2 separate regions of the Homo sapiens genome follow, and region 1 is linked to region 2. A link is a loop called in an ENCODE intact Hi-C map of the cell type or tissue named here. Cell type or tissue: HepG2. All regions are shown on one strand. Each heading gives the region's core, and the rest is flanking DNA. Links, peaks and the distances in the headings are about the cores only. Region 1 overlaps SLC35D2 (solute carrier family 35 member D2). Region 2 overlaps HABP4 (hyaluronan binding protein 4).

The links. Peaks named below come from ENCODE experiments on the same cell type or tissue, not always from the same donor. Only the 100,000 strongest peaks of a DNase experiment are listed, where the experiment ranks them.
Region 1: it touches region 2 in a loop (6-fold over the local background); 2 of 110 quality-filtered maps call a loop at or near these places.

What each region holds. Positions count from the first base shown.
Region 1 is chr9:96,334,090-96,349,616 of GRCh38, reverse strand. SLC35D2 (solute carrier family 35 member D2) reads left to right here. Exons shown (of 12, transcript NM_007001.3): 7 at 4,216-4,318; 8 at 5,621-5,713; 9 at 12,833-12,900. SLC35D2-HSD17B3 (SLC35D2-HSD17B3 readthrough) reads left to right here. Exons shown (of 26, transcript NR_182427.1): 7 at 4,216-4,318; 8 at 5,621-5,713; 9 at 12,833-12,900. Among named protein-coding and RNA genes, the nearest start is that of HSD17B3, 40 kb to the right of the region's middle. RefSeq lists enhancers at 6,091-6,614, 6,615-7,139. In HepG2, for the core only: no CTCF peak of the experiment used is centred there; DNase peaks (open chromatin) are centred at 4,936, 8,736 and 9,776.
Region 2 is chr9:96,483,156-96,498,682 of GRCh38, reverse strand. It overlaps HABP4 (hyaluronan binding protein 4), which reads right to left. Exons shown (of 8, transcript NM_014282.4): 6 at 14,050-14,221; 7 at 10,409-10,594; 8 at 7,347-8,701. The coding sequence ends at 8,645. It also overlaps a transcript of CDC14B not described here. Among named protein-coding and RNA genes, the nearest start is that of HABP4, 41 kb to the right of the region's middle. RefSeq lists enhancers at 2,673-3,173, 3,786-4,576. In HepG2, for the core only: no CTCF peak of the experiment used is centred there; DNase peaks (open chromatin) are centred at 7,032, 7,222 and 7,912; H3K4me3 peaks cover 831 bases.

The sequences.
Region 1 (15,527 bases), core at 4,790-12,789, 150 kb after region 2:
GAAGTGGAGGTTGTAGTGAGCTGAGATTGTGCCATTGCACTCCAGCCTGGACGACAGAGTGAGACTCCATCTCAAAAAAAAAAAGGAACTGACAAAAGAGCAGATTGAGAGGAGAGAAAGACACACAGATTTACCTTCCCATGCCTGGGGTAGAGATCACGGGAGAGCGGCCACCCAGTGACCCAGTGGGGTGCAGGTGCTTCTATATCCTTCTTCAGGGGAGGGCAGGGAATGGGGACAATGCTTTTGGGAGTTCAGAAATGATGCCTGGAGAGAATGAATGGACCTGGGAGACAAAAATTGTAAAGGATTGATTCTCTTTGGAATTTGCACCCGAGAGGCAGACATTATATTTTTAAAGTCTGCCCAGATGTGGCTGCATTCCTTGTCTTCTCTGCAGTAGATTTCAGAGAGGGGGATGGAAAGCAAGTGTGTTCTCATGGGTGGGCGCACTCTTTTAAGATTGAAAAGGGAGTATCCAAGAAAAGCCTCTTCAGCATCTGCTGCCCTTCAAAGGCTTTCCATGTAAAATAATCTGTATGCCAGGGTACCATATTTTTGGGGTGAAATTCCCTGGGCTTCTCCCATAGCACTCTGAGGTCTCCCCGGCACAGCCCCTCTCTTCTAGCTTCCTTAGGGCTCATTTTGAAAACCACTGACTTACAGCCAGTTAAAGACTTTTGCAAAAAATGGTTTATAAAACTGTGGTAAGTCTTTGGTGAGGAATGGCCCTTCAGTTACCGTGGGTATGCAGGTGCGTTTCCAGAACCAGTGATCAGAAATCCAGTCCGTGCTTCACATATGTAAGGACAGTCTACAAACAATCTAAAAGGGTAAATCGGGGTTCCTAAAGCATCTAACTTTCAACCAAGAGCCAGCCTGGAGTAGCCATGCTCAGCCTGGCTCTTCCTCTGGCACTCACAGAATGGATCCCCACCTGGTAGCTGGCATTCATAGTGCTTAGCCACAGTGCTTAGCTACAGATCAGCAGTGAGTGCTTAGCTACAGACCAGCAGTGACCCTATCCTGCTCTCCTCTTACATTAGCACATCCAGATGCAAGCAGTGGCAGATCAGACTGTTGGATGAGCAGGTGATGCTGCTGTAACAAACAACCTCCACACGGCAGTAGCTTCACTCACCAGATGCACCCCATCCACGCCATCCACGCTGTCCAACACTAGGCAGTGCTAGTGCGAGGGCTCTGCTCCATGTGTTCACTCAGGGATCCAGGCTGATGGAATCCCTGCCTCAGAGGGCACTTCCTTTGCCAAACAAGCAGGAAAAGGGAAGGTGGGGAATTATGCACTGGCTCTTAAAGGTTTCACCCAGAAGTGACGTGTCACCTTCTCTTACATTTTATTCAAAAACAAGTTACATGGCCAGAAAAAGTTAAAATACATCTGGGCTGGGTGTGGTAGCCCATGCCTGTAATCCTGTTACAGGAAAGGGTCCTGATCCAGACCCCAAGAGAGGGTTCTTGGATCTTGTGGAAGAAAGAATTCAGGGCGAGTCTGCAGTGCAGCGTGAAAGCAAGTTTATTAAGAAAGTAAAGGAATAAAAGAATGGCCACTCCATAGAAAGAGCAGCCCCAGAGCTGCTGGTTGCCCATTTTTAATGGTTATTTCTTGATGATTTGCTAAACAAGGGGTGGATTATTCATGTCTCCCCTTTTAGACCATATAGGGTAGCTTCCTGACATTGCCCTGGCATTTGTAAACTGTCACGGCGCTGGCGGGAGTGTAGCAGTGAGGATGACCACAGGTCACTTTTGTGGCCATTTTAGTTTCAGTGGGTTTTGGCCTATCAGCAAGGTCTTTATGATTTGTATTTTGTGCCGGCTTCCTATGTCATCCTGTGACTTAGAATGCCTTAACCGCCTGGGAATGCAGCCCAGTAGGTTTCAGCTTCATTTTACCCAGCTCCTATTTAAGATGGAGTTGCTCGGGTTCACACGCCTCTGACAATCCCAGTACTTTGGGAGGCCCAGGTGACGGGATTGCTTGAGCCCAGGAGTTCGAGACCAGCCCTGGCAACATAATGAAACCCTGTCTCTACAAAAATAAAAGTAAAAAAATTAGCCGGGCATGGTGGCACATGCCTGTAGTCCCAGCTACTCAGGAGACTGAGATGGGAGGATCGCTTGAACAACTGCAAGGGTTACATGAATCTGCTCTAATTGATTAAACAAGTAAATTCTTCAGAAATGTCTGTGCTGTCACCACTGGCCTAAACAAACAGTGGGTAAGCTGCCTGACAGTGACCCAGGCTTCCGGGAGTGGGAACAGCGCTGCTGGGAACTCTTGGTCCCCTGAGTAGGAGTTCCCCTGCAGCTCTCCCAGGAGGTGGGCAGCATCTCCCCCCATCCCCTTTCCACTCACTTGGCTCTGCTGTCTCAGGGGGCGGCAGACTCTGCTCTTCTTCACGCTGAATCACATGTGGGTAGGTAAGAAATTTGGAAGACCCTTATTTTGAAGAAAATCCTTTTGAGACAGAGTTTCGCTCTTGTTGCTCAGGCTGGAGGCACGATCTTGGCTCACCACAACCTCTGCCTCCCTGGTTCAAGTGATTCTCCTGCCTCAGCCTCCCAAGTAGCTGGGATTACAGGCATGTGCCACCACGCCCAGCTAATTTTGTATTTTTAGTAGAGATGGGATTTCTCCATGTTGGTCAGGCTGGTTTCGAACTCCCGACCTCAGGTGATCCACCCACCTTGGCCTCCCAAAGTGCTGGGATTACAGGCAGGAGCCACCACGCCTGGCCAAAAATCCTTTTTTTTTTTTTTTTAAATTGTGACTGAGGGAGAATTCTGACTTATGATGACTAAAATTAATTTCCCTTCTCACAAATATATTTGTAGATAATAATGTGTGGAGGCGTCAAGCAAAAATCCAATTTAATTTGCATTCAGATTTTGGTAGAATTTTTGCTCTGTGTTTCATTCTCTTTGGTTAGAAATAATCTTATTTTGACATTGAAGAAGATTCAGGGTATGCCACTGCAAACTGTGCCACTGTGAGATCAGGATTATTTTGAGCCGAGAAAGATTGAGAATCAACAGATCAGGAAGTTTGCTGCCTTCTCCTTTCTGCCTAAAAACCAGGGAATCAATTTCCCATTGTGAAGAGGACCGCTTCTCCCATCCCAGGAAGAGGAGAGCAATTCCTATCACTGGACGGAGGGTCGGCCCTGAGATGCATCTGCATAAACAAACCCTAAAAGAACCCTTCTCGTTCATCATTTCCACCATAGGTTTCCTAGTTACTTTCTAACAATTACACAATTTATTTGTTCCTTGAAGCCCAAATCCTCTTTCCTTTTTAAAACGTAAGTCCCCAAGTCTAACTGTTTCTTTGAGTTTCACTTCTTTTCTGTGAACTTCAGGGAACATATTAATAAGATTCGTATTCTCTTTCTCCTGTTAATCTGTCTTTTATCAGTTAAATTAGCAGGCCCCCAGACACTGAATCTAAGAGGGTACAGGAAAAGGTTTTCCTCCCTGGCAATGTGTATTTCTGAATTATGACATGGCCTAGCACTGTCTGCAACGATCAAGTGCAGGTGGGTGGGCCACATCATGGCTCAGCTATTGCTCTTCCTCTTGTTCCTGTCATAGATCCCCAAACGTATTTATGCTGGTGCTATTTATAATGGAAATGGAAGAGAAGCTGTTTCAAAAGAATGGGAAGAAAGGAGCCATAGAGGGGTCACATAGAAGGATGGATACCTGCCTTGCCATTTTGATGGACGGGGTGCGGTTTGGGCACCAGATGGAGGTGTGGCTGCCTCATGCGACCCCTCTTACCCAGCCTCTGCCCAGCTGCCCCTCACTGGCTGCACCCTGGAGGTGGCCCTGTTCACTACAATAAGCAGAGCCCCTGGGTGGATCGGGGCGAATCACTCCCCTTAGGAAAGTCAGGGCTCACCAGTTATTATGTGGATTCATCAGCTAGCGAAAGAAAGGGGTTGCAGTTGAAGGAAGATGCTTAATGTCGCTCTGGTTTTAAGCCATTCACGATTGAGTCGAAGCCATCTGATGGGCTGGTTTGGTTTTTGTCTGGAGGCAAAGCAGAGGAATTAATCATTCACTACCACAAAGCGGGGAAAGTGTGCCACAGAAAAGTGGGTTTGATTAGGGAAAGGTAGATCAGGCGGGCTTGGAGGCCAAGTTGTGAGTTTTTGAGTAATCATTCTCCCTTTGTGGTCTCCCTCCCAGGTCTGACCTTGCTTTTAACTTAGAAGGCTATATTTTTGTATTCCTGAATGATATCTTCACAGCAGCAAATGGAGTTTATACCAAACAGAAAATGGACCCAAAGGTACCAGACCTTGCCTATGGCTTTTTGGCTCTGTCATCTGGCCCCTAGAATTATATGAAAAATGAAAATGAATGTGTACAGTTGGAATGTAATTTAATTTATATAATATGACCTGTAAATTCCTTATTTTCAATTATCTTGTCTGTATAAGTTATTATTTGCGAAATTTTGGGTGAAAATGAGATATGATGGGAAAAGCCACTAGTTTAGATGCACACTCAGAACATATAAAAAGGGATTATTCTGAAAGGCAAATTAATTTTTTTACCAGCATCATCAATCACCAAGGCAAGGTCAGGGGTCACGATATTTGTTCAGAGAGCGCTAGTTTGGAGTCTGGAGATGTGGGCTACAGACACAAGTTTTTCTACTTACTGACTGTTGTGACTTTGAACCTTAACTTCTCCAAACTTCAGTTTCCTTATCTGTGGAATGAAATGACTGCAATGGATAATTTGTAAGGTCTTGTCCAGCAATAGCTGCTGCTTCTGATGATGAGGGGTGGGGCAGAGGAGCTTTGCTTTTGTGTGGCTGCCTGTCACGTGGAGGCCCCATCCCTCCCCCTCCCCCATCCCTCCCCCACCCCCAGCTGTTACAAGGAAGCCCGGAGGATGAGTCAGGCATATGTTTCTTTGTTCCAAGCTCTTTGTGCTGGATGAGGGAGTTCACTCTGACCAACAGGCTTATTTCCATGAGCTATTTTTTTTAATCTGCTCTTTTTTTTTTTTTTTTATCTGCTCTGTTTTTTTTTTTTTTCCCCTGCATGGCCTTTTTTTTTTTTTTTTTTTTAACGGTAGAAGTTTTGCAAAAACAGGTTTGTTGTCTTTTGAGGATCACAATATGTCATCCTTTTTTGAAAATGGTGAAGTGGTGTGGCCACTTTAATGAAAGTAAATATATGATGCTGCTGTCCTTTAATGGAAAGAGCAGATGTTTTTAAAGAGTTTTGTTTATATTAACATTTTTAATGTTCTTTATTTTGTTCCAGATTTCCCATTTTGAATTACATGCTTTAAAAAAAACCCCACATAATTAGAATGCTGGAGATGAATGGAACCCTAGAGGCTTCCCACTGCCATGCGTTTTCTCTGTAGTTTTGGTGTAAAACAAATGTTTATTCCAAAATCTCAGTACCCTCAAACCAAAGCATTTTATGTCAGAAATTTGCTGAAAATATTCCAAAAGAGTTGCTCAGAATGCACATTCTAACTTCGCATGAATATGCAGTTGTATAAATGGCTCCAGGAAATCTGTGCCTCACGTTTCTGAAACTGAGTGGTTTTTACATTTTTGTTTTTGCAGGAGCTAGGGAAATACGGAGTACTTTTCTACAATGCCTGCTTCATGATTATCCCAACTCTTATTATTAGTGTCTCCACTGGAGACCTGCAACAGGTGAGCTGATGACAATCATTACAGTTTTCCTTAGCTGGCTTTAAAAAATTTAATATTTAACATTTGATATGCACTGAAACAAAAAGTGTAAAGTTAGCTAGGACTACCAGGAGGGTACATGATAACAAGATGTTTGATATCCCTAGTAACACCTTTTGGCACTACCCTTGCATTGGCATTTATCCTTAGCCACATATCAAGGAGAGCCAAGAACTCTGGACTTGGTACTTTTTGGAAAACAACAATACAAATCTGAGTTTGAATTCCATATCCCCCTTTGCTAATGTGGGGACCCTGGGAGAGCTACTTACCCTAGAAGGGGATTTTGATCATTTTAAAACATAGGTTTGTTTATTTATTTGTTACTTTCTATTACGGACATTTTGAAACATGCACAAAATAGAGTAATTCAATGAGTTGTCAGGGACCCACCACCTAGCTTCAACACTTTGGCATTTTGCCATCTTATTTTATCTGTCCTCATCCATCCCCAGCTTTTTGTTCCTCTGGAGTATTTTAAAACCTATCCCAGCCATCACGCCATTTTACCTCTAAATATTCCAGGATCCACATTTGAATTTTGGGAAGGTGTTGTTCTTTCAGCATTTGCCCTGAAACCGTATCTGCTGCTGGTGAGAGACAAATAAAATGGTAAATTAGTGGTAAGATCTGAGGCCCAGTGGAGCGGTGGAGGCCAAGTCTCTCAGGACGTGTGGACATTCTCCATAGTGACAGCTCCAGTGGCCACCCCGAAGGGTGCAAGCCCGGACTTCTTCAGGAAGTCGCGGGCCACACAGCCTCTGAGAACTTTGCTGATGTGTAAGTGACTGTGAGAAACGAGATGCGATGGGCAAAACCCTCCTCAGCGGGACCTCCACCCACAGACTCGACTCCGGACACAGCCCTGACCAGCCAGGCGATAACCCCGTCATTGCTGGCCTGGGGCTGGGGCAGCACCCATTTACCCATGGACAGGACAGTGTTTCCATATTTAGCAATCAGCATGGGTGTATGTTGCCCACCAGTTGAAAGTCAATCCCATTTGCAGCTCTTTTAGGGTCTGAGTGACTCTGAAAGGCTGCAGGCTGCTGTGGACTCCTGGGCAGCTCCTTGTTCTTTCTCCAGCTGGACTTTCTCACTTGTCCAATTCTCTTCCCAGAAGGAGGGATCAGCAGAAGGGCTTAGCAACCTCGTCCCCGGGCACAAACAGCCATTTCCACGGGTTTATATGGAAAACTACCAAGTGGCACCAATCTCGATAAAGAGCTCTCTTTTTCGGGTTATTTAGAACGTTGTGAACCTGAGCCTCCCTGTTAATTCCGTTTTGGAAGATAAAGCGGGCACCTGCACCTCTCTAGTAAGAATGAGCAGGGCATGATACCTGAAAACACAGTATTTGTTTTTCAGCTACCATCAATCAATTTTAAACTGAGTCAGTGCTCCAACATTACACAAAACAAAATTATGAACTCTTGGCCAGGCGAGGTGGCTCACACCAGTAACCCCAGCACTTTGGGAGGCCGAGGCAGGCAGATCACCTGAGGTCAGGAGTTTGAGACCAGCCTGGCCAACGTGATGAAACCCCATTTGTAGAGAGTATTTTTAGTAGTAGTAAAAATACAAAAATAAGCCAGGCATGGTGGCGGGTGCCTGTAATCCCAGCTTCTCAGGAGGCTGAGGCAGGAGAATCACTTGAACCTGGGAGGCAGAGGTTGCAGTGAGCCGAGATCACGCTATTGCACTCCAGCCTGGGTGACAGAGCGAGACTCCATCTCAAAAAAAAAGGAAAAAAGATAAAAAGAAAAATTATGAACTCTTAATGAAGTGGTCCTAGAGGCTTGTCTCCTTTCATTATTATAGAAACGAGGGTTTTTTTTTGTTTTTGTTTTGTTTTGTTTTTTTAAATCAGCGGAGTTTATCTGTTCTGAAATTCTGGTATTTTAGATATATATATATTTTTTTTTTCCAAAAATATAAATCTAGAAACTCCTAAATATTGTTAAAACATCTCACTGGGGCTAAAAGCATATTTCCCCATGGCAACAACACTATGAAAGGCATAGTGACCAGAAACTGAATTTTAGGTTCTTTATGAGTAAAATAGATTAGGTGTATTATGTTAATAATGTATAACATTGTTTCAGAAGAAATATGTGTTCTTACATCAACGTCATTGACTTATAAACTTGTAGCATGGTGTTTTCAGAAGTTGCCCTCTGCCTGTAATGATTATCATGTGGAATCTTCTGCTTTCTCATGTGATAATAATAATAGCTAATACTTGCTGAGGGCTTATTATGTCAGACATTTTTCAAAGCATTGTTCATGAACTATCTCACTGCATTTCCACAGCAGAAGAGAAGGTCCTGTTACTATTTCTATCGTATAGGCAAAGCATCTAGGGCATTGTGCTTAAATACATTCCCAAGGATAGCAGGTGGTCAGTCCAGGCACTCTGGCTCTAGAAACACATCCTCCACTGTCATCTTTATTTACTTCATTTGTATATGAAAAGTGTTTGTTTTCTCCTTCATGTGTGAAAACATATCCTTCCCTTATAGAAAGTACAAGAGACCTAACATATACTTTATTTTTATTTATTTTATTTTATATTTTTGAGACAGCGTCTCACTCTGTCACCCAGGCTGGAGTGCAGTGGCATGATCTTGGCTCACTGAAACTTCTGTCTCCCACATTCAAGCAATTCTCCTGCCTCGGCCTCCTGAGTAGCTGGCATTACAGGAGCGCACCACCACACCCAGCTAATTTTTGTATTTTTAGTAGAGACGGGGTTTCACCATGTTGGCCAGGATGGTCTCAAACTCCTGACCTCAAGTGATCTGCCTTTCTCAGCCTCCCAAAGTGCTGGGATTACAGGGGTGAGCCACTGTGCTCAGCTAACATATACTTTATTAAATCCTAATGCTCTAGGAGAATATCCTCCTCCTATTCTGGCTTGTGGTACTGGAATATCCGAATATTTACCCTGTTTAGCCTCTTCTATTTGATCAGACTTCAAAGATTTCAAACAGAAGTTCCTTTAGAAAGTCTGTAAGTACCTTCGAGCCGCCAGAGTGACTGCTAATCATTGAAATTCCAGATGGACCAAAGTGCTAACTATATAGATTTGTTTTTCAAAACCAATAAGAAAAATTATAATTAGAAGATATAGAGTATAGTTATAACCATAATAAAAGGCCTTCTATAAAATAACAAAGTACAAGTCAAGTCATGGAGTTAAAAATTTGACTAGTTTTTTTTTTTTTTTTTTTTTTTTTTTTTTTGAGATGGAGTCTCCCTCTGTTGCCCAGGCTAGAGTGCAATGGCATGATCTCGACTCACTGCAACCTCCGCCTCCTGGGTTCAAGCGATTCTCCTGCCTCAGCCTCCTGAGTAGCTGGAACTACAGGCGCCCGCCACCATGATGCCCGGCTAATTTTTGTATTTTTAGTAAAGATAGGGTTTCACCATGTTGGCCAGGCTGGTCTCGAACTCCTGACCTCGTGATCTGCCCGCCTCGGCCTTCCAAAATGCTAGAATTACAGACGTGAGCCACTGCGCCCAGCCAAGTTTGACTAGTTTTTAAAAGTATTGTATGACGAGATGCCAAAATATATGAGACACTCACTGTAATCTGCAAGAAAAAAGCCATCAACCCCATATAAAAAACAAAAAGCAAAAAACAACAGTGAGATTTCCACTACTAACATTGCTCTGTATTCACTGAATCAGGGCAAATTTCTTCCCATTGGTCCCTTTTGAATGTGGTGGAATTCATTTTAGATTGTAAACCAAATAGGAGAAAGAAATGAATTAGGTGTGTTAGCCTGTAATATAAAATTGCTTTTTGTTTACCAAGTTTGGTTTGAGTGTTCTGAAAGCTGATTAATGAATTAGAGCAAAATGTTAACTTCTCTTGTTAATGGAAAGAAACTTGATGAGTCATTTTCCCTGGTTAACTGGGACTAGGAGCGATGGAGAAGATCAGAGATTGTGGTAAATGTGTGTGTGTGACTCATTCCTCCGGGAATTCAAGCCCAGACTTTGGACTTACACAGTCAATAGATCTATTAACAGTGCCTCAATTCTATCTCTGATGAACAAAGTCAGAGATGACAGCTTCTCTTGTTAACAAATTAGGCCCTTGGAAAATACTCAGCGGGTGAACTTTCTTTAGTATTTGAATCACTGCAATAGGTTCAAAGTACATCTAGTATATTACAGTTGATGAATAGAGATAAATAATAGGACTTTTTTTCCCTGATTAAAAAACCCTGAGTGCAAAGTGAAAAAGACTCACGTTCCAACAGTAAGTCTAAAGGAAGAAGGGCTTTATTGTTGTTTACCTTTGATTATTTCTTTTTAAAAATAAATAATGCTACATTATTTTTTATGATTTAAAAATAAATCATGCTGCATTATTTTAAAAATGCCACTAATACCGTCTCATCATTATTAAGGAAATAAAACTAAAATCTATAAAAATTTAGGTTGGGGCTGGTCACGATGGCTCACGCCAGTAATCCCGGCTCTTTGGGAGGTTGAGGCGGGCAGATCATGAGGTCAAGAGATCGAGACCATCTTGGCCAACATGGTGAAAACCTGTCTCTACTAAAAATACAGAAATTAGCTGGGTGTGGTGGCGAGTGCCTGTAGTCCCAGCTACTTGGGAGGCTGAGGCAGGAGAATCGCTTGAACCCGAGAGGTGGAGGTTGCAGTGAGCTGAGATCGTGCCACCGCACTCCAGCCTGGGCGACAGGGCGAGACTCCATCTCAAAAAAAAACAAAACAAAATTTAGGTTGGTGAAGAATCTAAATATTTTATGAGAGTCACAAAATAGCCCTCAATGGATTTTGTAGTATCAGGAACACATATAGAGTTTTTATTTATTTCTTATTAATGGATTGATTGATATTTTACTGTTTGCATAAATACTTTTAGCTCTTTGAGAGAATAGATGTTTTTCTACCCTTGGTTTGAAATTTAAAACTTAAGTATTTCTCTTATTCCCAATTTTATTTTAATTTCAGACACTAAGTGTTTCCCATGATTTTTGTGGTTTTGTTTTGTTTTGGTCTTTGACTACCTTAAGCATAAACTTTTTGGCTTTAATTCTTTTGGAAGTTTTCTGCTCCTTTGATTAGCTTGGGGCTTGCTGGAAAGACAGATTTATATTTATTATATTTTTCTTTCATAAGTGAACATTTAACAAAAAGTGTTATGACGCAAGGAAACTGTCAAACATATACAGAAGGAGACGGAGTGACATGACAAACTCCACATATATGCCCATCAGCCAGTTTCAACAATTAGGAACATTTAACGTGTATTTTTTTTTTTTTTTTTTGAGACAGGGTCTCACTCTGTTGCCCAGGCTGGAGTACAGTGGTACCATCACAGCTCACTGCAGCCTCCATCTCCTGGGCTCAGGTGATCCTCCCACCTCAGCCTTCCCAGTAGCTGGGACTACAAGTGTGCACACCACCATGCCCAGCTAATTTTTGTCATGTGTATCCTTTTGAGAAGTGAAGTGGGCAAAGCATTACTCATGAAACAATGACAGTGAAATGTGACAAGATGGTACAGATTGGAGAAGAGAATTCTACCTTAATTGTTTAAAAATTTGAATTATAAACTTAAAAGATTTCATTTTAAATACATTGAGTTTCTAAAACTTGGCTAACAAAGTATTGCTTAATAGAAAGTGAGTAGAACTTATATTCGATCATGTTATTGAGCACATACTTACGGGCAGTCTTCAGACACTTTCAGATCGTTTTTGGATACAGGCAGGGGCCAACCATGAATAAAATACTCCTTATTGTCACCTGTCACCTCAAGAGGGTTAATTTTATTTTCTCAGCTAGGGATTAAATTCCTGGAGAGCAGAAATTGAGTTTTTTTTTTTTTTTTTTTTTTTTGAGGTGGAGTTTTGCTTTTGTTACCCAGGCTGAGTGCAATGGCGTGACCTCGGCTCACTGCAACCTCTGCCTCCCGGGTTCAAGTGATTCTCCTGCCTCAGCCCCTGTAGTAGCTGGGATTACAGGCACCTGCCCCTGCGCCTGGCTAATTTTTGTATTTTTCGTAGAGATAGGGTTTCACCATGTTGGCCAGGCTGGTCTCAAACTCCTGACCTCAGGTGATCTACCCGCCTCGGCCTCCCAAAGTGCTGGGATTACAAGCGTGAGCCACTGCGCCCGGCCAAAAATGAAGTCTTAAACTTCTTTGTCTACCATGTCCTCCACCCCAATTACTTGATTGCTTTATAAGTAGCAAATAATAGTTTATTTGTTCACAATACTTCCTAAGCATGTGCAAGTTCCTGAGAACAGTTTATGACCTTAAACTTTTCTTGCCTACATTATTAATTAAGAATAAACTTTTTGGCTGGGTGTGGTGGTTCATGCCTGTAATCCCAGTACTTTGGGAGGCCAAGGCAGGCAGATGACTTGAGCCCAGGAGTTTGAGACCAGCCTGGGCAACATGGTGAGACCCTGTCTCTACTTAAAGAAAAAAAAAAAATTAGCCAGGCATGGTGGCCTGTGCCTGTAGTCCCAGCTACTCAGGAGACTGAGGTGGGAGGAACTGATTGATCCCAGGAGGTAGAGGCTGCAGTGAGCCATGATCACACCACTGCACTCCAGCCTGGGTGACAGAGCAAGACCTGGTCTGAAAAAAGAAAGAAAAAAAAGAGATAATTAACTTTCTTCTAAAACGATTTATAAAAAATAAACCCAACCTTGAATTTGGGACCACAAATTAAATTAGTAAAGGTGTATAAAGTCAGTGAATCAATGATAGCCTCAGCGATAATAGCGTTTGCGATTTTGTGCTGGCCATCAGCACAGTCCTAAACAATTTCTTTCAGTCCTTATATCAACGTTTTGAGGAAGGCTTTCCTTTTTTTAAATAAGCTAGATTTTGTAAAATGAATCTGAAGTTCAGGGAAGAAAATAAATTTGCCCAATGTCCCACAACTAGTATGACCTAGGATTTTTAGCTTTATGTTTTCTGTTTGGGAAGATGGTTCCTGTATCAAAATGCAGTTTGGTAAAACCAGTAAATTTAAACTGCAGTATTATTAACCTAATCATTAGTTTTTTTCTTTTTAATAATAGGCTACTGAATTCAACCAATGGAAGAATGTTGTGTTTATCCTACAGTTTCTTCTTTCCTGTTTTTTGGGGTAAGAAACCATAGATAAGTAGAAGCATTGGTCAACAGTATCTCTTGACAAGTCAAATCAAGATATGCCTTCTGTCTATTCTGTCAGAATTCCTTTGTGTTTCTCTGACTTTCTCTGGAAAGTACCCCTGCAGCAAAGGAGGTGTCAGGGACCCAGGATACCTGGAAACCCAGCCTGAAAGACCAGGAACAAGCATACAACTCTTGTTTTTGAAAGTCATGCTAATGTCCTGTTCTTCTTCAAAATATGATGTTGCCTATTGATTTCTGAAAGTTTGTCTGAAATGAAGTCAGCTGACATTTCAAGTTCAATGCTGAGGATTTTTTGGTTTTTGTTTTTTAAGAGATGGGGTCTCACTGTGTTGCCCAGGCTGGACTCAAACTCCTGGGCTCAAGCAATCTTCCTACCTTAGCCTCCTGATTAGCTGGGACTACAGGCTCCTGCCTCCAGGCCTGGCAGTAATATGTTTTCATCTTTGTCACCATGTCCTTAGTTTTTCAAGATCCCTTCCTCAAATAATTATGTGACTATGACAGCCTTTTCCTATAGTGCTATACCTGCTATATTCAGGAAAATTTCTAAAGAGAGATGTCCAGGCTGTTGTATTGTCCAACAGTTAGGCTTTTTTGTTCTTGAAATTTTCTTTCTTTCTTTTTTTTTTTTTTTGAAGATGGAGTCTTGCTTTGTTGCCCAGGCTAGAGTATAGTGGCACAATCTTGGCTTACTGCAACCTCTGCCTCCCAGGTTCAAGCAATTCTGCCTCAGCCTCCCGAGTAGCTGGGATTACAGGCATGCACCACCACACTTGGCTAATTTTTTGTATTTTTAGTAGAGATGGGGTTTCACTGTATTAGCCAGGATGATCTCAATCTCCTGACCTTGTGATCTGCCCACCTCAGCCTCCCAAAGTGCTGGGATTACAGGCGTGAGCCACCGCGCCTGGCCCCGTTCTTGAAATTTTCTTTAGGTATATCTTCTGGTTGAGAGACCATATAGTTTGTGTCTATTTCAGTCTTCTAAAGACTTGAAAATCCCTTTGCATGAATAGGTGATACATGCAACTAGGAAATCATTAAAAAGGTGCAAAAGAATAAATAGGGAGGCTGAGGCAGGTGGATCACCTGAGTTCAGGAGTTTGAGACCAGCCTGGCCAACATGGCATAACCCCATCTCTACTAAAAATACAAAAATTAGCTGGGTGTGGTGATGCACACCTGTTGTCCCAGGTACTCAGGAGTCTGAGGCAGAAGAATCGCTTGAACCCAGGAGGTGGAGGTTGCAGTGAGCCAAGATCGCGCCACGGCACTCCAGCCTGGGTGACAGAGGAGACTCCATCTCAAACAAACAAACAAACAAAAAGAATAAATAGGGAACACCAACTCCCCTCCATTCTTCCTCGCCTCCACACTGTAGTTTTCTTCCCCAGAGGCAACACTGTTGGAAATCTTGGGAGTATCCTCCCTGAGCGGGCATTCATTCCAATACAGGCATTGGTACCTTCTCCCATACTGAAGGGGCCCTTGAATTCCTATAGCAGGGAATTACTCATCAAATGATTTTTCCTGTGAAGGAAGATGGATTCCCTCTCACCTGCCACACTTTTCATTCTGTGTAAATGAACAAAGACAACTCCTGACCTCTTTGATCAACACTCTTCAATTCTCAAACTTGATTTCAATTGCAATGATGTACTCACATGCAGTAAAAACATTTCTGTCTATCTTCCATTCATTAGTTCTCTCTTTAGCTGTGTCTGATTTAATGATTTAATGTTGATGGAGTTTTTGATTTTAACAATTTTATATTTTATTTGTAAAAGTTCCACAGTTTTTTCCCAAACGTATCTGTTCATTTAGAATACTCTCACTGGTGATCCTTGTGACTGTGCCTTTTATTTCTTTAGGTGTCACACACAGCTATTCCATATTCTGTATCTGACAATCCCAGCATTGGCAGCAGCTCTTGAGAATTTAAGCATGCAGTTTTTTTGTTTCAGGCGATGTTCATTGTGGTTTGCTTTCTTCTGTGTTTGGTGACCTGTGATTGTGAGCATTTTGCTTAAAAAAAATTTTTTTTTTTGAGATGGAGTCTCACTTTGTCTCCCAGGCTGGAGTCCAGTGGCACGATCTTGGCTCACTGCAACCTCTGCCTCTTGCATTCAAGTGATTCTCCTGCCTCAGCCTCCTGAGTAGCTGGGATTACAGTTGCCCACCACCACACCTGGCTAATTTTTGTATTTTTAGTAGAGACGGAGTTTCATCATGTTGGCTAGGGTGGTCTCAAACTCCTGACCTCAGGTGATCCACCTGCCTCGGCCTCCCAAAGTGCTGGGATTACAGGCATGAGCCGCCACACCCGGCCCATTTTGCTTAACTTTGATCAGTCCCATGAGCTGAAATTGGGAATTTGAGACACTTTTCTATAGGGACAAGTTGTATTTGCTTCTGCTGGTAGCCAGGGGTTGCCCCAGACCTTGATCCCTTTAGGCCTTTTGGGAGTCTGGGCTCAGTATCCCCTCCTCCCCCTAGAGTTTGGCCCCAAGCCAAACTTCCTCCCCATTCATGGAAAAATTGTCTTCCACAAAACCGGTCCCTGGTGCCAAAAAGGTTGGGGACTGCTGCCTTAGA
Region 2 (15,527 bases), core at 2,689-10,688:
TCATTTTCTCTAGATAATTGGGGAAAGAATGACTGATAGCAGATTACAGTCCCTCAGTTTCTGATATTTTTGGTACCTGCAGCATAATTTTATGCACAGGTAATGGTGTAAACATTTAAAAAGAGGTCACGTAAACTATTTTGCCTTGAAGTGGGGACCCACACGCTGAAGCTAAGTCTCGAGAGTGGTTGTTCAGAGGCAAGCTTGGGCCATGGGAGAGGAGCTGCAAGGGACCCTTCCCGCGGCCCCTCAGTGGACTGAAATACAAGTTGCCGTGGAAAGTGCAAGTCCCACTGGGCGTATCTGCCCCAGCTCCGCCACTTCTGTGGCCTTGGGGACCCTTGATCTGCTGGCCGAGCCTCACTTAGTTCAGTGGTACAATTGGACTAGTGAGCACCTAGCGTTTGGTTTAACAGAAGTACGTGGCTGTGCCTTAGCTGGGGGACTGTGACATCAACTTTGCCGTCTCCCCCTCCTCTGTGTGTCTAAGTGCAGCTATGGGTGCATTGGAAAGGAGCATCTAGGGAGGAATTCTCCAAGAACACGAGCTTTAGCTCCTCTGTAGCACGCCCTGACTAGCTGCCACACTCTCCCGGTTGACGTCTTACTGTCAGAGCACTGCATCCGTGTTCTGCAGAAATTCTTCCTGGGCGGTGCTGGCTATTTCCTTAGGATAAATTCTTACAAAAGGGGTTTCTGGGTCAAAAATTTGTAAGACGTTAAAGCTTTTGCTGTACACTGTGTGAAAAAGCAGCTTGGTACAATTGTTGAGAACATGCATTCTGGGCCCAGGCTGTTTGCAAACCTAAGTGCTGCCACTTAGCTTAGATTTGGGCTAAGTGACTTAGGCTCCCTAAACCCGTTTCTTCTCTGAAATGGGGATGGCAGTATCCATCTTAGAGGGTTGTGTGAGGATGAAATGAAAAGTTAATATTTTTCATAGCTGAGAACAAGTGTCTGGCACACGCTAAGAGCCATATATATTTTGCCTAGTAAAAAAAATAAAATTAATGCTGTCCAGGAGAAGTGTAAAAATGCACAGTCGCCGCTGCCCGCTCCTCTCCCGTTAGCAGCTGTTGTGACGCTGGTGAGCTGCTCAGTTAATAGCAGGACGCTGGCCTCAGCGCCGTGGGTAGGGGGTCACGCTCACTGTCCTGCTGTATTATGTCGTCCTAGCTTTAGCTTTTCCACATTGATTTTGGGCATTTTGTCTTCCAAGCGGTTGGCGCAGCCTGCCCTTACGTCCTAGCCTCCCTGTGTCTATCCGTTTATTGGGGGAGAAATGGATCCCCCTGAGCAAAGCCTTCCGGATTCCTCCCCAGCGCCTCGGGGGTCCCTGGCCTGTGTGGGAGTGGGGGGCCTCCCGCCTCTGCCTCCCCGCCCCTGCCTCCCCGCCTCTAACCCCGCCTGACTCTTTGGCAGCAAGTCTGCATGGCTTTGACACGCTTCTGGACGACGCGTGCTGGGTCCACACCTAAATCCCCAGGTAAGGAGGCCCCGGCCTGGCCGCGGAGGCTCTAATGGGCCAAGTCTGTTTCTAAAGGGGTAGACGACTCCGCGTGGGAGGGCCACCGTGTGCTTTGTGCGTTGTGGGACTCGGGGAGGACAATGGTTTCTCCTGGCCCTGGGTGTGTTTCTCTGTGTTAAACGACGTCTTTTCAGGCGGGGCCGTTCTCCCTGGCGTGGGACTCCGGGGAATGCAGCGTGTCTGGCGTCCTGGCACCCGCCTACTCGGTGCCACCGGACGGTCCAGGCCCCCATGCGTTTCCCTGGCCCCGGGCTGTTGCTGCCCCCAGCTGGGAACGGCTCACTCGCTTCCAATGCCGCTTGTCCTGGGCAGTACACAGGACAGAGAAGCCGCCTCGGTGCTCTCGGGCCGGCGGGCAGAGGAAGGAGCTGGAGGAAGGGGCTTCTCGGAGGGAGGGCGCGGGACGGGCTCCCCGGGAGCGGGTCCGCTGCACCTCCTCCAGCGGGGACTTCAGGGTGGCCTGGGCGGTGGAGCCAGCGGGGTCTCCCTTGCCTGCGCCTGGATTGCGGGGTCAGCCGGGACCCAGCCGGAGGGAGACGCACGGAGCGCCCCGGCAGGACCGCGGTTGGCGTGTCCTTAAGTAGCCGCGGAGTGTCCACTCAGCACTCACTGGCCAGGCTGGAGGGTAACGGCTGACGGCCGTTCTGGGCCCCAACCCAAGTTTGCCTTGCGGTTGAGAGTTAGCGGCCCAGGAAGCTAGTCCTTGCCGTCCACACAAACTCAAGCCCTGAGACAGGCCCTGTGGTGGTGGTGGTGGTGGTAAGTACAGCGCTGTCCATCTCCTCCCTTTTCCAGCGATGGTTGGCTGTCCCAGGCTGTCACCTTTCTAGACCGGCTTCTGATCTGGCTCGGGATCCACAAGGACTAGACCTGCGGGGAAGGTCTCTCCTGGACACGCCCGTTGCCCACTGCAAGTTCTCTCCAGGTGCAATTGAAGCCTCTCAGCAGGTGCGTCTGCCTCATTCTTCCACTGGGTATTGAGCCATCAGCCCAGGGCCTTCCTTTAGGTGGGCCTCGGCCTGACTGGGTTGGGAATGGCCGGGCTGACACCCACCCTGGGATGGTAGGAGGCCCATTCCAGGCGCAGCAGGGCAGTGCTGCTGACACTTTCTTAGGCTAGGAGCCCCTGTGCGATGATCTGATGGAAGCTGAGGCCCCTCCATCTCCCCAGAAAAGTTCGCACCAAATTTTTGAAGGCTGCATCGATGGGTCAACTTAGTGACTTGCTGGCTGTGGCCACACACCCCAGGTGTGCTGTTTGTACAGATGCCGTGTGGAAGGCACCCCCGGAGATATGCAGTGATGGCAGGGTCTATTCATCAATCAGCAACACCCACGCAGCCTCACCCTGCCTGGGCCTGCCGGGGAGCCTCAGTAAAAATTCCCAGGGCATCTTTCTACCTTGGTCACAGCAACCCAGTTCCCCAAGCATGTCCCTCATAGGCCACACGGCGTTCCCATTTCTCCTGCTGTCTTTCTATCCACCTTCCCTCTTCCTGAAAACTTCCCCAGCATCACCGCTGGCTCCAGCTCTATCCTCTCACCAGCAAAACATGCAAGTTGTGGTCAGTTTGCTTAGAACTTGTCTCAGATACTTGAAACGTTTTCCTCACTGTTGCTCTGACGCAAGACCCGTGGCCAGTATCCATGTGGGCCGCCAGTACAGTTGTGCAGGTTGTTCATCGCACAACTCCAGGGAGTGCCAGGCACACTGAAGTCAATGTGAGCCAAGTTCCTGGGCAGGGGCGGGGGGCGGGGGGGGGCAGCACACATGGGTGCCCAGAAAGGGCAGCCTTGCTGAAGGCGCCCTCAGTCCCTTTGCAGGGTGGTGGTTCTTGAGAAATGTCTTACCCTGCCTCAGTGTCTGAGAACATTTGAGACTCTCAGAAGCCTCCTGTGGGTTTATGTACAAGTTGATGCCACATGGCAGGCACTCCTTACCTTACAAATGGCTTTGAGCTCCCAAAGTTATGTAATTCAGCCCTCTGGGATTGGGCACAGTTTTGTAAAGAAAGTGTTCAGGCCAGGCGCGGTGGCTCACGCCTGTAATCCCAGCACTTTGGGAGGCTGAGGCAGGTGGATCATGAGGTCAGGAGATCGAGCCCATCCTGGCTAACACGGTGAAACCCCGTCTCTACTAAAAATACAAAAAATTAGCCGGGCGTGGTGGCAGGTACCTGTAGTCCCAGCTACTTGGGAGGCTGAGGCAGGAGAATGGCATGAACCCGGGAGACAGAGCTTGCAGTGAGCCGAGATCGCGCCACTGCACTGCAGCCTGGGCGACAGAGCGAGACTCCGACAAAAAAGAAAGGGGAGGGGAGGGGAGGGGAGACGGGATGGGACGGGACGAGACTGGACAGGACGGGAGGGGACGGGAGGGGGGAGGGGACGGGAGGGGAGGGGAGGAAGAAAAGGAAGGGAAAGAAAGGAAAGGAAAGGAAGAAAGAAAGAAAGAAAAGAGTGCTCAGATGGCAGTGGTTCCCTGATTTTCCCCACAGAGGACTGATTGGCCCAAGGCGTAGCTGTGGGGGGTGTGAGAGCCTTTGCAATCTGGTTTGGGAAATTCCTGTCATCTAGAGTCCAAGGAAACTTTGTGGCCAGGCAGAGAGCTTTCCAGGAGCAACAGGAGATGTGCAGAAAAGCTGGGCTGGGCAAAGCAGGCAGGAGCCGCTAGGCCTTTAGGCCTAGGGAGCCAAGTTTTAGTCCCATCCGGTTTACATGGAGAATACCTGAGCGTGGGCCCTCTGCACTGCTGCAGTGTGCAGTACCCTGCTAGGCACCATGGCCATCGCCACATGGCTCAGAGTGGCTGAGCACAGAGGCAAACACTCCATGTCTCCTTTCATCCCCTGCCTGAGGTACAGGCATCCCTTTTCCTGTCCCCTCTCCTAACAGCTTTGCCCAAGGGACTAGTCCTTTCACTGGAAATTTCAGGAGTGTGTAGAAAGGATGTGGGGCTCAGGGACTGAATCTGGTTTCAGTTTCTACCTTCCCTAATAGTAGCCAGGTAGCAAGAAAGACAGCGTCCTTGCCTGACTGTAAAATGACAAGGCACGACAAGACAGGGCTCCCAGGCTCTCAAGCAAACGCTCTGCTCCTTCAGTAACCAGGCTTTGCCATAGGTGCAGGGGGAAAGCGGGTAGGAGGAGGGGCATCCTTCGGACTTAAAGTCTGAAAGACTTCTTTGAAAAGGCAGCACTGGCGTGGAGGGGAGCGCCTGGAGGCAGCGCGAGTCCTGGGAGCGCGGGGATGAGGTGGTGATCAGCATGGTCCACGTGGCCAGGCTTTGGAGGAAAACGTGGTTACAAGGCAGTTCTGCACTTTTTTTAAGAGATGAAGTTTTTCTCTGTCACCCAGGCTGGAGTGCAGTGGCATGATCATAGTTCACTGTAACCTCAAACTCCTGGGCTCAAGCCATCCTCCTGCCTCAGCCTACCAAGTAGCTATGACTACAGGTGTGTGCCACCCACCTAATTTTAAAATTTATTGTAGAGACATGGTCTTACTGTGTTGCTCAGGCTGGTCTTGAGCTCCTGGCCTCAAGCAATCCTCCCACCTCAGCCTCCCAAAGTATTACAGGTGTGGGCCACCATGCCCAGTCTAGTTTTGCACTTTTATCTGTATCTTATTTGATAATAAAAAGGCTTTAAAATATCCCTGCATTTTTTCTTCCTCATTCCCTTTTCCACACCTCATCCTCCATCCACAACACAGGCCCCCTGTGGGACACAGCCAGGCCAAAGCCTCTCACGCCCGCAGCCCACCCCAGGTTGTCTGAAGCAGGCATGAGTGTCGGGAGGGTTCAGGGAAGGCTGTTCACATGGGCCACGGTCCTTGCAGAAGGCTGAGAGGAGACAGCAGCAGCCAAAGAAAATGAGCAAATCTGTCTTCTGTGTCTACAGCGGAGGCCGCCATGTGGAGAGAGCAGGCAGGCCCACTGCTGCTGAGAACAGGGCAGGCACGGGCAGCTCCTGTTCTGCCTTTCCCAGCTTCGGAGACGCAGGCTCAGCTGCTCCGAAGCACCTGCCAGCACCGCACAGTACAGTTTCAGAGGACAGCAGTCTCCTTCCCGTGAAGCTCCCATGTGCTGGAATGGCATGGACTTGCTGATCAACAGAAGGAAATGGTCTGAAGTCTGACCAGCACAAGGAAGGAGGCTGGCTGGCTCAGAGGGGCCCACCTTGCGTGGAATGAAAACGCCAAAGGCTCATGAGCAACATTAGGCTAGAGGGGTCTTGTTCAAAGCATCCAACTCTGACTTCGGAGGCATTCCCAGCCGGCAGCAGTGTGTCCAGCCTGCCTCTTCCCAGGCTGGTCTGACATGCAGCTTAGGCTTTCATCCCAAGTTAGGTACTGACCCCTCCCTCTTGGGCAGCACCTCCCTTTTTAAAAAAATTTTTTTTTCTTCCAAAGACAGAGTCTTGCTCTTGTTGTCCAGGCTGGAGTGCAGTGGCGCGATCTAGGCTCACTGCAACCTCCTTCTCCCAGGTTCAAGCGACTCTCCTGCCTCAGCCTCCTGAGTAGCTGGGATTATAGGCGTCTGCCACCACGCCCGGCTAATTTCTGTATTTTTAGTAGAGACAGGGTTTCACCATGTTGGCCAGGCTGGTCTCGAACTCCTGACCTCAAGTGATCTGCCTGCCTTGGCCTCCCAAAGTGCTGGGATTACAGGTGTCAGCCACCGCACCCAGCCAAGCACCCCTATCTCTAGAGGATCTGGCCCCCCAGCCCAGTTACTGCAGGGCAGCTTTCCCCACCTGGTGACAGGCTGTGCGCAGCAGCCCCAGGACCTCACCCTGAGCTGAGTCTTCAGGAGCCGCCCTGGTGGCACAACTCAGACACCCCTGAGGCCTAGCAGTCAACTCCTGATTCAGACATGATCCAGTCCAGCCTGGGCTTGGCTATAACCAGCTCAAACTTGCTTGACCTCCACTTTTCAGGAGACTTGGGGACGACAGCCCTCATCGGCGTCTTTCATGGGGTTAATCTGCTTGAGTCTAAGTCGCCAGCCAGAAACGTGGTGCCCAGGGTGCCCTGCCTCAGGACATGTCCACACCCACGTCACAAGCACCTGAGGAGTCCGGCCGGGGCACTGTGGTCCAAAAGGTCCTGCCGCCTCCGCATCTGACTGTCCCAACGGCATGCTGGTGACACCCCCCTGCCCTTCGCTTCTGTCCTCCCTGGCTTCTCTGGGGCACTTGGGGCTATGTACAACCTGGCACGATCCAGAAAGGGTGCAAACAAAATGCCTACATCCAGGCACACGACCAAGTCAGCGAGAGCTAGCCCTGGTAAGCAAACATAGCCCATTACAGGTTCAGAACGTGCACCGGGTTCCCCAAAACTGTCTTCAACCACATGACTCAACAGCTCTATGGGATAGGAACTGTCAGTGTTTTTGCAACTGCAACATTAAACCAAGTGCTGTGGGCTTTTCAAGTATTATTCACAACACTAAAGGAAAGTTTCTTCAAAGGGCTCTCTGGCTAATCTTCAAAGCCGCAGTTAGGCAAAATGACAGTGTGACAGCTTCAAAGCCACTGACTCATGACACAGCCCTGATGTTGTACCGGCTAGGTTCAGATTTCAGAAATCAGGGCACTTGCATCCATTGCCTTTTCCAGGAAAGGGAAGAAAACACTCAGTTGATAAACCTTAGTACTCAGATAATAAATAAGAGACCAAAAGTAGGCTATCACCCAAAGCAAACATCCTTAACTGACCCTAACGTGTATGGATTCAACTTTGATTATTCAACAAAATCATGACCGACTGCTGTGGCCTGGAGTAACCAAAGGACTGTTTTCTCTACACAAAGTCAGGAGCGAATACCAACCTTTATTTGCACTTGGGTTCCAGTTCAAAGCCACCTTAGACAGTGTGGCAAAGTGGGAAAAAGCACAGATCCTGGGACCAAGGTTCAGATTCCATCTCAAGCGAGCATATGAACTGTGTGACAACAGGCAGACAGTACCTCTGTGTCTATGAGAAAGCGGGGAGAGCAACACCCCAGCTTCTAGCAGCTCTACAGCTGCCTGGACCTGCAGGCCCTCCTAGGCCCACTTCCTCCCCAGCACAGTGTGTGTTCCCGGGCGTGTGTGGCTCTGGGTCCAGCTCTGTTCAGGGTGGGACTCCAGGTGAATTACTGAACCTCTGAGGTGTACCCCCAACCCCAAACTTTCACCAAAAGCAATAAAGAGGAACTCTAGAACTGGAGCCAGGACTAAGTGAGAAAAACTGCTTATAAGTGCTTAATAAATACTAGTTATTTACAACTTTTGCTCAAGCCGAGGGCAGAGGCCTTTGTACGCAGCTGCCGAACTCTGACTCTAGTTCTGCGGAAGAAAAGGATGCGGTATTTGCTTTTGCCATGATCCCTTTCCATTTGATTGGCAGGTTAAATAACATGGTTTTTGAAGTCACATACTTAATATTCTTCCTAAAAACCACCCAAACACTAGATGTGTGTGTGCACACACACAGAAACCACGAGGTAGTTTAAATCACCATTAAAAATCAACGCTTTCTCTGATTCTGTGTCACAGAGTGGTGGCCAGTGGCTACACAATAGCGATTTTTAAATGATTGGTTAAGTGAAAACCAGAACTCAAAATATTCCAGGAGAGAAGATAACATTTACAAGTAAACAGTAAGTGCAATTGTATTTTAATTTCTTGGTCTCCGAAAACTCAGCTGTGACTGCTTTCCATTAACAGTTCCAGCTCTATGTGTTTCCTCTAACGCTAAAGGCACAGCCCCCGGGAATCTACTGCTTCCTAAGAGTCTCCATGGAGTCTATTTTACAACCTCCTTTCCCTCCATGCTTCCGCGGAGGAGTCTATACTATCTCTATATACACATTTTAAACATTATTCTTCATTTGAAATTCCTTCAATAAAAACACAGTCACCATTCTTCATCTTCTTGGGAAATGGCCTGCTCTCGAGCCTCTGGAGAAGCCCCTCTAACAGCTCAGCCCAAAAAAGTGCAACAAATTTACATGACACGGGAAAAGCAACATCTATTGTTCTTAGAGTCTGACTCCCTTGGCCCAGCTGGAAAAGTCTCCCCACAGGTGTGCAGTGCAGCTCCGCGGTGCTGGGAAACAGGGCTCTTTCAAGACAGCGCAGGGAAATCTTCCGGGTCATCTGGGTTGGGGGCAACATCTTGCATCTAAAGAAAAAAAGAAATACTTTGAAATCCACTGCCCCTTCATCCATTCCCGATATCCCAGTGGGATAACAAGGGCCTGGCACCAACGCTGAGGGGCCTGCATTAGAGGCAGGACCCACAGTGGGAAGGGGAGAGTCACAGGTCACTGCTAACCCAGGAAAGTACAGCTCCCCCTCCCACACAGGCCTCCAGCCTCCTCGAAAAAGGAGCTGCCTCCCTTCCTACGTCCTGCAAGCTCTTACTGGGGGTTCTGCATGGGCACGTCCTTCATCGAGTAAATAGAATGGTTACTGCGTGCCGGGCACTGGAGGAGCACAGACAGTGCCTATCCTCGGGGAGCTCACGGTGCTGGAGAAACTGACCATCGAATCAGGAGCTTCACTAACACGTCCTGGGAAGGAGGGGCCACAGGAGGGCCATCCAGTGCAATTTGGTGGCACAGTGGACACCAAGGTCAGGCAAGGTTTTGTGGGAAGAGAAGGTTCTCCCTGGGATGAACCTCAATGGATGAGCAAAGGGAACAAGGACTTGGATTGGGAAACAGTGTGACCTGATGGGGGCGGGGGCGGGCCCTAAGGGCGGTTCTGAGGTGGAGGGATGCACAGGTTGTGGAGGTGGGGACAGATGCCAGTGAAGAGGTGGGTGGCACTGGATCTCAGAGTGGTTTCCCAACACACTCCCTGGAGTGCTGCAGGGGACAGAGCTCCGCTATAGGAAAGGAGTGAGGGTGTGTTTCCTATCGCAGAATAGACCCTATTTCCAACCTGGCCCCAAATATACCCCTACACCCCCCGCCCAAAAAATTGTGTTTTTGCTCCTGCTTAAGCAAAAACAAACCATAGACACTGCTTCCAGGGGCTGCTCCCTAGAGCGAGGGAACCGGGCAGCAGGAGGAGCATTGCCAAGACCAGCCACAGAGAAGGGGTCTGTGCCATGGGGCCTCGGGGCTGATTTCCAATGAATAAGTGTCCATACCACATTAGGAAGCACCTACTACATGCCAGGCACTGCGTGGCACTGCGTAAACCGGTAATGAGCAAAAGCAGCCGCTGACCGATAGCCACACCAGTGAGAATACAGCCGCACACGGAGATCAGGCTTCAATGAAAAGAAACTCCTTTGCTCCGAGACCTTGATCGGTCTAGGAGATGTGATCAAAGAAACCTGTGAGGAAGTGAGGCTGGAAGGATGAATGGAGGCCAGCAGGCAGAGGCCAGGGGTAAGGAGCGTGCTGTGTTGAGAGCTAGAATCAGGCAGCCTTGGCTGAGGACGGTGTGAGGCAGGTGAGCCGGGGAGGGGTTGAGGAAGGTCCCCTCACAAAGGGCTTGAGATCTTAGGGAGGATTCTGTCCACTCTGACAGCATCACCTGAGCCCAAGGCACACAATCAGGCCACAGTAAGCAAAACGTCAGGTGCTCCAGTTCAATCCCAAGCCTGGGGATCTTGTCTAATGCGGGTGACAGTGAGTTTCTCTCTGATCCCGGGAGTGCCTTCACAGCAGACCCTGGAAGCCAGGGCTACAGAACGGTCTCTAGGCAAGATGTCCATGATGCTACAACACCGTCCAAATGCCCCAACATCAGTCCCACACTAGCTACAGAAAGAAGTGACTGCAGAAACTCATGACCCTCTGAAATTAGACCATCCTGGGCCCAGGGCACTGTCCTTATTAACTTCTTTCGCCAAACCGTCAATACAGACACCTACCACCACTTCTGCTCTGGGTCCATAGTTCTCTGCCCTCCTGATCCTTCCCCGGCCTCCCCGGGTGCCTCCTCTGGCTCCACGCCCAGGACGAGGGAGGTTACCAAAATTAATCTCCAGCTGGGATGTGATGTCATTGGCGGGTTTCCGGAAAACATGGGAATCGTCCTCATAGTCATCTTTTACCATCTGAAACACAATTACAGCATCAAACACGCACAAGTCCACAGCCATCCCCACACTCATCTGGCTTAGTGGCTGCAGTGTGCTACACAGGAGCTAAAACACCATCAGGGGCTAGTCAGAGCCATTCTCTGGATTTGTCTCTGGCCCTGGGCTGCAGAGCTGGACAAAGGAAGACAGCACTGCTGTTCTGATTCTAAGACAGTGAGTTCTGTATGTTCTAGAGTCCCACATTCTTGCAATTACAATCTTAATCCAAACATCTTTGAACTTATTATGATTTCAAGTGGGACCAAATTTCTATCAGCTGAGCAGGTTAAGATATAAGATTTGGCATGACTAATAATAGCAAACAATATACATGTTTTATATCTAAGTGTATTTTGCTGAGATAAAAAAGTTTTCATTTCTGCTTATTTTCTGTCTTATCTGTTCACAAATGCTTTGATAAATAAGGAAATATCCCCTTCCCAGAACAGAACTTAACAGAGAAATTCCTTTCAGCATGGGTGCTGATTATAATACCATGTGCTAAAAATCACATGATTTATAATAAACAATTCTGACTCAAAATATAGAGAAACTTTATAAAAACAAGAGTATGGTTACCTGAGTGTTCTACCAACACTGCACAAAGAAGTCAAGCTGCTTTTTAAGAACTGCTTTCATTAAAATTCTATCTCTTGTGACAGCTATATTAAATAAATTAATTAAATCTGATCCAAATTTGATTTGGCTTCAACTCATAATAATGGGTATCACACACACACACACACAAAAACCCCACTTTAAGTAAAGTAAAAACCTACAGAAAGGAAGATATGTCAGTGATTTCAGATGAGAATCTCCAAAGTGCTACAACATTAAACATTCCTACAACCAGGAAATGGAGCAAAGTTTCCACGAGCATATCAACACCTTTAGGCCATATGCTCATGACAGCCTTCATGTTTAACATTTGTGTCCCCTTTGAGGTCTCAGGTTAAAATAAAGCAGAGGCTTTAGGTAGTTGGATGCTTAATGCTAAAAAGGTGAAGAAAAACAGTCCAGGAGCACTGGCATTCTGTAAAAAGATACACACAAAAAATAGTAACAGGCAAAATACTCAACCCTTGCCTTGTTTGGCACTCAGCAGGGAAGCGCTGGTAAGGTCTCCCTGGGGTCCCTGCTCTGAGTCGCCTCCCACTGCAGGAAGGGGCAGGAAGGGCCTCGGGGCAGTGGAGCAGGGAGTGGACACAGTCTAAGGCTTGGGCTCCACTTGCAGCTCCAGCTGGCCCTGGCCCAAGTGCTTTCACCGCCCAGTGCCTTACGCGAGGTTGTTACTAGGTCTGAACTTTGCTAGGTATTCTAGTGCTTCTGCCTCTTCAGGTGTCCAGAACAAAGTAAACTGATGAACCCAAGATCTGGCTTGTGTTGCTTTAAGAACAATTCCTAGCTAAAATCTTCAATCCTCCAAGATTAACAAGGACCAAGATGTGTGCTTCACTGAGACCAGGCTTGATGACTCAGCTAACCCACTTGCTTCAAATATTCTGGGAGACCTCTGGAGCCCGGGAGGACAAATCTGGTGTGGATTAAGAAAGAGCAGCTTCTATTTTTACCTAACATGTCAGCTGCATATTTCAATCCTGACAGCACATTTGTTTTAGAGAAATTTTTATTTACAATGCCTAGAACAAAAAAGAACAAAGGAAGTGGACAGGTTAAGAACCAACCCAGCTTGCTAATGGAGTTAGAAAACACCTCCCAGAGATTGCCAGGGAAATAAAGCTCCGGCCGCCTATGTCTACAAAAAGCCATTTCTTGTGGAACAGCTCAAAACTCAGTAAGGCCTCCTACAGCTTGGACTGACCAAAACAAGAGGATGGGAGAGAATCCTGTATCTTTTTTTTTGTTTTGTTTGGAGACGAAGTCTCACTTTGTTGCCCAGGCTGGAGTGCAATGGCGTGATCTCGGCTTGCTGCAACCTCTGCTTCCCGGGTTCAAGCGATTCTCCTGCCTCAGCCTCCCGAGTAGCTGGGACTACAGGCACCCGCCAACCGCCCGGCTAGTTTTTGTATTTTTAGTAGAGACAGGGTTTCACTATGTTGGCTAGGCTGGTCTCGAACTCCTGACCTCAGGTGATCCACCTGCCTTGGCCTCCCAAGAACCCTGTATCTTAAATGACACCTAATCAAAGTACTCACTCAGAAAATGAAACTAACCAAAGTGTAAATGACAACTCTACAATAGCATAACATTCCTGAGATTCCACATGAAAATCAATAACTAATACCCCACAGAGAGGAAGAACCTGCTACCTGCTCACTCCCACCTCGAAATAGTGACTGGTATCAAGCTGTAGATGGAATGATACAGATTCTAAATCCCATAATGGGAATGCTTCAGTGGACCTAGCCTTAAGTTCAGTAACAAGTCGGGGACTTGATGACCCCATGGCATCCCTATCAACATATGCTGCTAGATGTTTCCCCGAAACCTCTCCCTGCAAAACTGAAGCTTCTGAGAAGAGCTGGACGTAAGCCGTGAGCAATAAGGCCTCACAACACGGAGGAGCTCCCTGAGCAACCCCTGCAGCACGCTGGCCGCTGTGGCAGTGCCTGACCGAGCAGCCAAGCGTTCGGGGACTCATCTCCCGCCACGTCTGCAGTTAGGCAGGGGGCGCAAAGCTGCTGAACCAACATGGGAAAGGCGTCAGAAGTGCATGGAACCTCAACCACAGTTTAAAAAGTCATCAACTACTCGGCCAGGTGCAGTGGCTCACGCCTGTAATCCCAGCACTTTAGAAGGCTGAGGCTGGTGGATCACCTGAGGTCGGGAGTTCAAGACCAGCCTGACCAACATGGAAAAGCCCCGTCTCTACTAAAAATACAAAATTAGCCGGGGTGGTGGCGCATGCCTGTAATCCCAGCTACTTGGGAGGCTGAGGCACGAGAATCGCTTGAACCCGGGAGGCGGAGGTTGCGGTGAGCCAAGATCGCGCCACTGCACTCCAGCCTGGGCAACAAGAGCGAAACTCCATCTCAAAAAAAAAAAAAAGTCATCAACTACTCAGTGAAATGCTCTTATCAAGAAACAGAGTTGAAAGTAACCTACTCAGGGGACACAGAGTGTAGTTCTCCTTTGATTAACTCTGAATTGTACAAGACACAATCTGTAACTCTCCCTTGAGAAAAATGAAATACAGTTAATACACAGTATGTGTACAGTACCCGCATAGTCCCAGGGTGAGCAGAAGATGCACTGTCACTCTAACTGCTCTGTGCATCTGTCAATACCTCAAGTTTCAATTCCTTTTCTTAATGAACAATACAGTAAAATTAGGCATGCATCATCTCTGATTAGAAACAAAGACTGCCAACTACTAATGTTCCATTTTCAAGACAGAAGTGGAAAGGTACATTTCACTTCCAGTAAGGTAAAAGTAAAGATTACCTCTACATACGAAATGCAATGCTTACATCATCTCTGTATTTTGACTTGTGAATCACCACGGCTTTGGAAGGAACAGTGGATTCTGGTTTCCGGATGTTAAACTCAGGCTTTGGTCTGGTCTGTTCTTGAAGATTTTTCCACTCATCTAAAGTCATCTCTTGAACTTGGGTTTCTTCTTCTACCTCCAACTCAGGAACTCTATAAAGAGATATATAATCATAAAGAATACTTTTTGATGGTACTAAAATGTCTACTTTATAAAGAAAAAGTTATAACCATTAATTCAACATATTTTTGTGGTACTGCATTTCAAATGCAAATAAGGTAAGGAAATCTTTGACTCACAAGCTTCCATATTTCATTTTCAACATTTTATGTCATCACTGCCAACAGAAGATACTTCCTATCTGTGTTCAAATCAATCTTTGAAAAATGGGAACATCACCATCCTGATGACATTAACATCACACTTCACCACTGGCACTCCCTTCCAGACAGCATGACAGACAAAATGAGGTAATTATGGACAATGGGTTGAAATAAAATACAGGAAACCATAAACAAGTTTTAAAGCAGTGGCTCATGAATGCATACTTTTGCAAATATCCTCTTTAATGAGTTTTAAAAAGAAAACAAAAGACAGAAATATAGATTGAGAGCAAAGAATTCAGAGTCCAGAAATAAACCCTCACATTTACGGTCAACTGATTTTTTTTTTCCAACCGTGGTGCCAAAGACAATTCAATGGAGAATGAAAAGTATTTTCAACAAACGGTGCTTGGGCAACTGGATATCCACACACACCAAAAGAAAGAATGAAGTTAGACCTACCTCACACCATAAATACAAGAGCTAAAATATAAAACTCTTAGCAGAAAACCTAGGCAGAAACTTTCTTAACCCTGGACTGGGCAATGGTTTCTTCCACATGACACCAAAAAAACAAGCAACAAAAGTACATACATTGAACATCATCAGATACTTTTATACTACAAAGGACACCATCAAGAAAGTAAAAAGACAGTCCACAAAATGGGATAAAATATTTACAAATAATATATCTCACAAGGGACTTGTATCTAGAATACATAAAGAATTCTTTATGAACAGCCAAGCGTGGTGGCTCATGCCGATAGTCCTAGCTACTCAGGGGGCTGAGGTGGGAGGATCGCTTGAGGCCAGGCATCTGAGGCTGCAGTGAGCTATGATCACACGTGTGAATGGCCACTGTGTTCCACCTTGGGCAACAGAATGAGACACTGTCTCTTTAAAAAAAAAAAAAAGAATGCTTTATGAATTCTAGATACAAGTCCTCTTTAGTTGAGACAAATGACCACCCTCCCCCCAAAAAAGGCAAGGATCTGAGTGAACATTTTTCCAGAGAAGATATACAAATAGGCAGTAAGATGTTGCACATCATTAGCTATTAGAGAAAGACAAGTCAAAACCACAGAGCTGCACCAGTCCACACCCAGTGGGATGGTTAGAACCAAAACGACATTTG